2 separate regions of the Homo sapiens genome follow, and region 1 is linked to region 2. Evidence: read pairs that join two places in POLR2A ChIA-PET (ENCODE). Cell type or tissue: GM12878. All regions are shown on one strand. Links, peaks and the distances in the headings refer to the core of each region. The heading gives the core; the rest is flanking DNA.

Evidence for each region. Peaks named below come from ENCODE experiments on the same cell type or tissue, not always from the same donor. Only the 100,000 strongest peaks of a DNase experiment are listed, where the experiment ranks them.
Region 1: POLR2A ChIA-PET joins it to region 2 with 7 read pairs; 3 of 35 experiments call an interaction of 5 or more read pairs at or near these places.

Annotation. Positions count from the first base shown.
Region 1 is chr16:88,970,053-88,974,052 of GRCh38, reverse strand. All of the region lies in intron 1 of CBFA2T3 (CBFA2/RUNX1 partner transcriptional co-repressor 3), which reads left to right. Among named protein-coding and RNA genes, the nearest start is that of CBFA2T3, 5.2 kb to the left of the region's middle. RefSeq lists enhancers at 663-822, 1,003-1,072, 2,153-2,292. In GM12878, for the core only: no CTCF peak of the experiment used is centred there; a DNase peak (open chromatin) is centred at 2,112; H3K4me3 peaks cover 3,350 bases; H3K27ac peaks cover 4,000 bases.
Region 2 is chr16:88,849,664-88,855,056 of GRCh38, reverse strand. All of the region lies in intron 1 of GALNS (galactosamine (N-acetyl)-6-sulfatase), which reads left to right. Among named protein-coding and RNA genes, the nearest start is that of GALNS, 4.6 kb to the left of the region's middle. RefSeq lists a silencer at 47-116 and an enhancer at 4,714-4,883. In GM12878, for the core only: no CTCF peak of the experiment used is centred there; no DNase peak of the experiment used is centred there.

The sequences.
Region 1 (4,000 bases), core at 1-4,000, 120 kb before region 2:
ACCTCCATGGGGGAGAAACTGAGTCAGGCCTGCCTGGTGTCACCTTAGAGGGACGACGTGGGATCTCGGGGAGGTGGTGAGCACTATCAGTGGAGGGGTGCAGGCAAAGGCGGGCGGGTGTTATGGGGACCGGGCAAGGCGGGAGATGTTATGGGGACCGGGCAAGGCGGGCAGATGTTATGGGGACTGGGCAGATGCTGTGAAGGCACCATCCGTGCAGGAAGCTTGAGCCCTGGCTGGAGCCCACCTGGCAAAGGGGTCACGTCCAGAGCCTGCGGTCAGCCTGGGCTCCCTCTACCCGACCTTGCCCTTGGGGCTGGGCTTTGCCACCACTCACTCTCCATCCTCCATCCCCTCAAGTGGCCATCCAGGCCCAGCTGTCCTCTGGAATGTTGTGGGTCTGGAACGTCCTGGGTCCAGAATGTTCTGGGTCCGGAATGTTCTGGGTTTGGAATGTTCTGGGTCCGGAATATTCTGCATTGGAAGGTTCTGGGTCTGGAATGTTCTGGGTCTGGATTGCCCTCCCCGGGTGTTTCTATCTCCTGGGGCTGCAGTAAGGATGGGCTGCAAGCTGGCTGGGGGCTCAGAACAACAGAGGCTTCTGTTCTCACAGTGCCGCAGGCTGGAAGTCCGAAACTAAGGCGTCAGATGGCCGTGCTCCTCCAGGTCCTGCCTTCTCCAGGTCCTGCTGGTCCCAGGTGTTCCTGGGCTGTGGCCGCCGTGCCGCAGCCACTACCTCTGTCTTTGCAAGGCCGTCTCCTCCCTCCCAAATCTTCCTCTGCCTCCTTCTTCTAAGGCCCAGCCCACCCTAGGCCAGAGCTCCAGCCACTCACTCTGCACTCCAGGCGGTGGGACACAGGGAGGCACTGGAGAGGCTGCAGGCAGCCCCGGTTATGGGAGGTGCCCCATCAAGGGGGCGCGGTGGGAGGGGGAGTGGACATGAGCAGCCGGGCGGTCTCAGCCCGACTCCTCCTTCAGCCGCAGGCCCTGTGTCTGCTGGGCTTTGGAGCTGGTGGATCATGCAGAGCTCGGCCAGGGTGTCTGTGGGCTCCAGCCAGAGGCAGGGAGGTCAGTGTGTGCATGACAAGACGTCTGAGGCCACAGACAGACAGACAGGCAGCCCCAAGGGTGCCTGCAAAGGGGCCGGATGGTAGCTGTCAGACCTGTGTCTGTGAGCAAAGTGCCATCACAGCCATCATCCCAAGGTCCCCAGCACCCTCAGACCTCACCTCCCGCCTCCTGTCCCCCCTTTTGTTGACCACATGGTGTTGGGGGGCTCCATGTCGGGGAGCCAGCCTGGGAGTGCTGCTGTTACTGCTATCACAGAAGAAGAGACTGAGGTTCTGAGAGGCACACAGCAGGCTCTGCTGACCCTGTGGGGCAGAGGCAGATGGGCTGGAGATGTGAGGATCTTGCTGCTGTGAAATCAGACTGACCGTGGAGTCCAGCCCCAGGCTCGGAGGGAAGCTTGCCCTGGAATCCCTCCTGGGTCAGTCATGGCAGAAAGCCAGCAGCATCGCAAGGGGACAGGGCTGCCAGTGCATGGACAGCTCCATGAGGGAGGATTTACGAAGGTCAGACAGAGGCGGCAGAGTGCAGAGCTCTGGGGCCAGAGGGTGAAGAGGAATGGATGAGCTAGTAATAGAGAGAGGGGCATCCACAGAGGCAGGAAGTCCTCAGGAGAGTGGACGGTGGGACAAAGCCTGACTCCCCCCCAACTATCTCCCCACCGGAGGCTCCACTGGCACAGAGCAGGGAGCAGGGGCTCTGGGCACGTCCTCACTGCCAGGTGCAGCCAGCTTTCCAGGTCCCATAAGTGCACCTCCCTCCCTCCCTCCCCAGTAAGCGTGGCACTGCTTCCCTGAGGCCTCAGTGGCTGCTGGAATGCTCCGCTCCTTCCCCATACCAGCCCATCCCCACACACAAGGACAGCAACCAGCCATGTCCTCCTGTCCAGCAGAAAGACCTTGAATCAGCACCTAGGAAGACAGGGGCGGTGCCTAGGGTCAGGGTGCAATCCGGGCCAGCTTCCTGGAGGAAGTGGCCCCATGGGGGCGGCTCTAGGAGGCCACTCTTTAGGCGAAGACAACTTTCACTTCTCACCACATGTGGACCGAGAAGCAGTGCGTCCCGTTAACCTGCCTGGGCGCTGGGCAGGGGTTTTCCGGCACTTTCACTTCCGTGACTGCAGTTGACCGGGGAGGCGCAGGCAGGAAGAGCGGCCTCAGGGAGAGGCCGATTGGTCACAGCTGAGCCAGGACTCGCCGGCCAGTGCTCCTCCGAGGAGACGTCGGCCAGGGGCAGCTGGAGAGAAGCAGGGAAAAGAGAGGCCTGTCTGAGGGCCGCCCACCCACCCTTTGAAGGAACTCCAGCTGGGAGCTGTGGACTGGGTCACTCAGGTCGACTGTTACAAAGCCAGAGGCCGGCCTGCAGCAGGCGCCAATGAAGTTCTCAGCACAAAACCCCCAAGTCCACCCCCAGGACGGCCGCTCCCAGGCCTGTCGGGCAGTTGCCCAGGACACAGGTCCACAGCGGGGACCCCACCGAGGGGCTTCCTCTCCCAGCTCTGCCCACCCCAGGCCCCAGGCAGCTCTCTCAGGTGGGCAGAGAGTGGCTGGGTCACCATGTCATTTGAAAAATCAAGGCCAGGTGCCGTGACTCATGCCTGTAATCCTAGCACTTTGGGAGGCCGAGGCAGGCGGATCACTTGAGGCCAGGATTCCGAGACCAGTCTGGCCAACATGGCAAAACCCTGCCTCTAGTAAATATACAAAAATTAGCTGAGTGTGGTAGTGGGTGCTTGTAATCCCAGCTACTCGGGAGGCTGAGGCGGGAGAATCGTGTGAACCCAGGAGGCAGAGGTTGCAGTGAGCCAAGATTGCGCCCCTGCACTCCAGCCTGGATGACAGAGGGAGACCGTGTCTTTAAAAAAAAAGGAAAATTGAGTTGATGAAAACACGTCAGCCACATCACACCTGCGCACACCCACGGCCCAGCCCTCCCGGCCCGACCCCACCGCGTCGGCCTCCGGCACTCACAGCCCCGGCTGCCTGGCGGCTCCACAAGCCTCCCGAGCCCGTGCCTGTGCTATGCCCTCGCCGAGGAGCCCCCTCCCGACCGACCTCCTTCCCTCGGTGTTCCTCTCCTTCAATCTGTCACCCCATGAGAAAAACCAGCTGCCCCCTTACGTACTACTCATCCCCCGGCCCCCAGCGTCGGCTGCACGAGACAGGGGCTCTGGTGCCTGCTTGCAGCAGGGCCCTCAGCAGACGGTGCTGGCCCAGGAGGGTGCTGAGCCCTGGAAGGCGTGAGTCTATTCCATCTCCAGGCGAGGCGAGGCCTCCGTGCTCCTGGTCCTTCAGTTGTTACTTGGCTGTGTGCATCCTGCTGGTGCTGAGGCAGGGACTGGCTCCACAGTTTTCCCAGGAACTCAGGCCCTGTGGCCCCGGAGGGAAGGGGCAGACGGCAATCCCTTCCCGGCTTTCACCCGGCAACACTTCAAGGGCATCGCTGACCTCAGATGAGGACACAAATCAGAAAGGTCAGGAAACCAGCCGAGCTCACACAGCGGGGCTGGGGTGGGCCACGTCCTCCCAGGCTGTGCATCTCTGCCAGGGACCCTCCCAGAGGCAAGGCAGCTGAGGTCGCATCTCAGGAGAGGGACCCCACTGCACGCCCTGCTCTGAGACGAGAGCCGCGCCCTCAGCTGAGCCCCTCCGAACCCACCTCTCCGTCTCCTTGCTTCACCTGAGGAAGCCCCACGCAGGTGCTGCCTGACACCCGCGTCGCCGACCCCTGGATCAAGCACATCCTGACACCCAGCTGATCACACAGCAAGGCTGCCGGCTTGGGGCCGCCGCCACCGCCTCCTGGAGTGAAATCCTCTCTCGGCCCAGGACAGCTGCAGAGCAGCCGTTTCACTGGCAGCTTTTGGAGAGTGGGCCAACCCCTCCCCCAGGCCTGCCTCCCACTGACGTGAATTTCCATCAGCTTTTCCAGG
Region 2 (5,393 bases), core at 93-4,092:
TCCATAGGACAGCAAGGGTTCAGGCCGTGCAGGGTGGAGGGGTGGGGTGTGGCCACCGGGGCACATGTGGGGGAGGGTGACAGGAAGCCCCGCCCACCTGGGCACCTGTTCTGTGGCCTCCACTGTGTGGCTTGTGGGGTCGTTTGGCAGCTGACGCCTAAAGAACCCCAGAGGAGCTGTGTCCTGGCCGGTAGGTGTACTTGTAAGGACTTTCTGATGCAGACAGCAGAAGATGAAGTCAAAGTGACAAGCAACAGTGGGGATTCCCTGGCCCTCCTGAGTCGACAGACCAGGGCCGCCTGGCGAGTTTCCCCTTTCGTGGCTCTGCTGCCTCTGAACTGGCCACATCCTCACTCAGCCTGTGATGGTCCTAGGTGACTCCAAGTCACCCCTGCAGTCAGCAGACCCAGTGGGAGGTTGGCTCTGCCCGTGTCATGTTAGCGTGATGTGGGTCTCAGCCCTGCGCCAAGCACACTGGGGGAGGGGCACATGCTGACCTGTCCAGCCCAGGCCTCGGAGCCTCGGGCCTACCCCAGAAGGGAGACTGCCCCTGATCATCTCATCTGCCTGGACCCAGCAGAGAGGGGGTTCCCTGAAGGGCCCATGGTGCAGCTGCCAGGACAGGGCAGGGATGCTGGCAGGTGAGAGCCACAGAAGCTCACAGTGGAGCCCCGAGGTGCCCTGACGTGGCCCAGGGTGCAAGGGGGTCCTCACAGGCTGTCTTCTCTCCTTGGAGTCCGGGGCTTCCTCCGCAGCCCTGTCCACACCTCTTCCTGCACTGCAGACCGGTTGTTTCTGCCAGGGCGCTGGCGTCTGAACCTGCAACAGGTCATTCGGCCTCTGGCATGACATGGGATGGCTTGATGACCCACAGCTCTGGGCCCAGCACCACTTGAGGACGAGTGTGCATGTCTCAAGTTCAGATTTTGGAGCATGGCCCTCCAGGGACCGGCTGCCTCCAGCCCAGTCTCCCCCTATCCAGTCCTCTGTGGCTGGGCAGTGGGGGGCCTGGGCCCCCCTTTCGTCTAAGCAAGTGCAGTTTCAGAAAAGGGTTGTCCCCAAAACTAGCTTATTGCACCCCTCATGGCCAGAAGCCACTCTCCAACTGGTCACACTGACCCGGGAGAGAACCATTGCCCCCAGAGTCGGGACCAGAAGGGGAAGCTGGGACTCAGGGGTGAGAGCAGCTGGCAAGAGCCCCCACCTGTCCAGGGGGAGCTGAGCCGGGCAAGGACGGGTCTACCTGCACTCCCCAGGGCTGCCCTGCCCTGGCCTTTCACTGACCCACGGTCCAGCGCGGCCTGGCTTCGTAGTACCCTGGGCACCTGCTGCGTGAGTGAGGAAACCTGCGTGGCCCACTCTGCTCTCCAGGGCTTCTGGGGCCTTGGAGACAGGTGAGACCCAGTGACAAGTTCCACTCTGGCCCACACACAGCTCCTGCCTCCCAGGGCGAGCAGCACTCTGTGTCTCCACTCCTTATTTGGAAAATAGGGTTAAGGAGGGTCAGCCCTGACCACAGAGGAAGTGGAGAGTCAGGGCCACCCAGGCCAGCTCCTGTTGCCACAGCAGCCTCGTCGAGCCACCAGAGTCCGGGGAGGGTTGCTCAGTGCCCCTCGTTTGAAACAGACAAGCACTGGCCTGCTCGTCTTCATAATAATCCCATAGCAACCAGTAGGAATGGAAACTGCGTTTCTTAAAACTCTGAAATTCTGAAGGATACTGATCCATGGCTCACAGCTGTGCTCGCTGAACGTGGACAATCATTTGGGGGCTTTTAGGCCTTTTTTTTTTTTTTTTTTTTTTTTGAGATGGAGTCTCACTCTGGTCACCCAGGCTGGATTGCAGTGGTGTGATCTCAGCTCACTGCAACCTCCGTCTCCCAGGTTCAAGCAATTCTCCTGCCTCAGCCTCCCGAGTAGCTGGGACTACAGGCTCCCACCACCGTGCCCAGCTAATTTTTGTATTTCTAGTGGAGACGGGGTTTCACCATATTGGCCAGTCTGGCCTGAAACTCCTGACCTCAGGTGATCTGCCTGCCTCAGCCTCCCAAAGTGCTGGGATTACAGGCATGAGCCACCACACCCAGCCAGGACTTTTTTTTTGAGACAAGGTCTGGCTCTGTCACCCAGGCTGGAGTGCAGTAGCTCGATCACAGCTCACTGCAGCCTCAAACTACTGGGCTCAAGCAATTTTCCTGCCTCAGCCTCCTGAGTAGCTGGGATTATAGCCGCCCATCACCACACTCGGCTAATTAATTTGATCTTCAATCACTGATACCCTTTCTTCCACTAGATCGAATCGGCTACTGAAGCTTGTGCATGCGTCACGTAGTTCTGGTGCCATGGTTTTCAGCTCCATCAGGTCATCTAAGGTCTTCTCTACACTGTTGATTCTAGTTAGCCATTCGTCTCATCTTTTTTCAAGGTTTTTAGCTTCCTTACCATGGATTCAAACATCTTCCTCTAGTTCGGAGAAGTTGGTTATTACCGACTTTCTGAAGCCTACTTCTGTCAGCTCGTCAGAGTCATTCTCTGTCCAGCTTTGTTCCCTTGCTGGCGAGGAGCTGCGATCCTTTGGAGGAGAAGAGGTGCTCTGGTTTTTAGAATTTTCAGCTTTTCTGCTCTGGTTTCTCCCCATCTTTGTGGTTTTATCTGCCTTTGGTCTTTGATGCTGGTGGCCTAAAGATGGGGTTTTGGCGTAGATGTCCTTTTTGTTGATGTTGATGCTATTCCTTTCTGTTTGTTAATTTTCCTTATAAGAGTCAGGTCCCTCAGCTGCAGGTCTGTTGGAGTTTGCTGAAGGTCCACTCCAGACCCTGTTTGCCTGGGTATCACCAGTGGAGGCTGCAGAACAGCAACTATTGCAGAATAGTAAATATTGCTGCCTGATCCTTCTTCTGGAAGCTTTGTCCCAGAGGGGCACCTGCCTGTATGAGGTGTCAGTGGGCCCCTACTGGGAAGTATCTCCCAGTTAGGCTACACGGGGGTCAGGGACCCACTTGAGGAGGCAATGTGTCCGTTCTCAGAGCTCAAACACTGTGCCGGGAGAACCACTGCTCTCTTCAGAGCTGTCAGACGGGGACGTTTAAGTCTGCCGAAGTTTCTGCTGCCTTTTGTTCAGCTATTCCCTGCTCCTAGAGGTGGGGTCTACAGAGGCAGCAGGCTTTGCAGAGCTGCGGTGGGCTCTGCCCGGTTCGAGCTTCCCTGCCGCTTTGTTTACCTACTCAAGCCTCAGCAATGGCGGACGCCCCTCCCCAGGCAGGCTGCCACCTCGCAGGTGGATCTCAGACTGCTGTGCTAGCAGTGAGCAAGGCTCCGTGGGCATGAGACCCTCCGAGCCAGGCCCGGGATATAATCTCCTGGTGTGTCGTTAGCTAAGACCGTTGGAAAAGCGCACTATTTGGGCGGGAGTGTCCTGATTTTCCAGGTGCAGTCTGTCACGGCTTCCCTTGGCTAGGAAAGGGAAATCCCCCAACCCCTCGCACTTCCTGAGTGAGGCGATGCCCCACCCTGCTTCGGCTCACCCTCCATGGGCTGCACTCACTGTCCAACCAGTCCCAGTAGGATGAACCAGGCACCTCAGTTGGAAATGCAGAAATCGCCGTCTTCTGCGTCAATCACGCTGGGAGCTGCAGCCCGGAGCTGTTCCTATTCAGCCATGTTGGAACGGAATCCCCACACCCGGCTAATTAAAAAAAAAGTTTTTTTTAGTGACAGTGTCTGTCTGTGAGACCCAGGTTGGTCTTGACTTCCTGAGCTCAAGCGATCCTCCCTCCTCAGCCTCCCAAAGTGTTGGGATAACAGACGTGAACCACTGGATCCAGCCCTTTTAGGACTTTTAAGGGAGAGAAGAAAGGTGGTTCCTGCCCGTGGTGCCCTGTGGGGGTTTTAGATGTTCAATGGTAACCTGCTCACTCTGCAGGGAGGCTGTCCACACCTGCTTTTCATAGCCAAGAAAGGCGCCGATAAATAATGAAAGAACAGGGTCAGCAGATGAGAGCTGGCCCAGCAGCCTGGGACGCTGTCCTCAGAAGGCCCACGTGTGGGACGTTGCCCTCGGCTGGTCAGAAGGCACATGTGTGGGAGGTTTTTGCCCTCGGCTGGCGTCTGGGAACAGGAGGTCCCCCCGCTGTTCGCTGATAGGAGCAGCTCACCTTGCCACACTGTTTTTGCACATGCCACGATTTATGCCCAGCATCCTCCTTCTGGGCATAAAGAGTCTCGGCACATGCCAGGCAGAGGCGGCCGCACTGCCAGCCTAGGCAAAAGCCCTGGGAACTGAGTCTCGCACAGCTTCCCCGTCAGCATCCCGCACCTGTGCTCGCAGCCCGAGCGTCCCGTGTGGCTCCGCCTGGGGAGGGTTCCACGCTGCGGCTGGTCTCCCCGGCCCCGCCCGCACCTTCTCCCCTGGCTGATGCCCTCCCCGTTGTAAGTCATGGCAGTGAGTAGGACTGTCGCCAAGACCTGGGACTCCTCCCAGCGAGAGTGCTCCCTTGCGGTATCTTCTGAGTCAGTGGTGAGCGTGGAGCCCCCTCCCTCAAGCCCTGGGACTCCTCCCCGCAGTATTTTCTGGTGAGTGATGAGCGTGGAGCCCACTCCCTTTACAGCATTTTCCGCTGCATCCATTCATGTTATTTGTGGCCTGGAACAGGTAGGAGGATGACCCAGGTGAGCACAAGCAGATCCGGACGCAGCTCTGCTGACTGCCGACCTTCTGGGGAGGCCAGACCCGCCTCGGGAAGCCTCAGGACGCAGCCTGCAGGGAGGGTCGGGCACATGGCACCCAGTATTCAGATGTGCGGCCTCACTCCCAGCCCGAAGGGAGCCCAGCAGTGGTCCTGGGCATGGGCAGACAGTGTAACGGGCGAAACATACTGCTCCCTCCCATCCCAGGCCTTGTGCCCCCGGCCCACCTGCCATTCTGTACTCTCCCACCTGGACTGGAGACAGCAGGAAGTGCAGAAGCCACCTGAGAGGATGAATCTGCACTCGGGGAGGTGGAGGGCAAGGAGCTTTGGGCGTGTGTGGCCAGTCCCCCTCAGGCTGGCCTCAGGGAGCTGTACCGTCCCAGCCTGCACTGCAGGTTTCTGCTGCCTCAGTGGGATGCACCTCACCCTGACATGGGCGCATTCGCCCACTGTGACTAGGTGCCACTGAGCCCAAGGTCCCTTCTCAGCCCATGAGCAGCTCTGCGGGCGTCCTGCCCCCTGTCCTCCCACCTCCCTTTCTTCCTCATCAGCTTCAGGGGACACCTCTCTCTAGGTCCTCCTTTCATTCCAGCCTCCATTGTCCTCAGAAAAGCCATTTCAGTGACTTCAAAATAAACCATCTCAGGGCTGGGCGTGGTGGCTCACACCTGGGATCTCAGCACTTTGGGAGGTGGAGGCGGGTGGA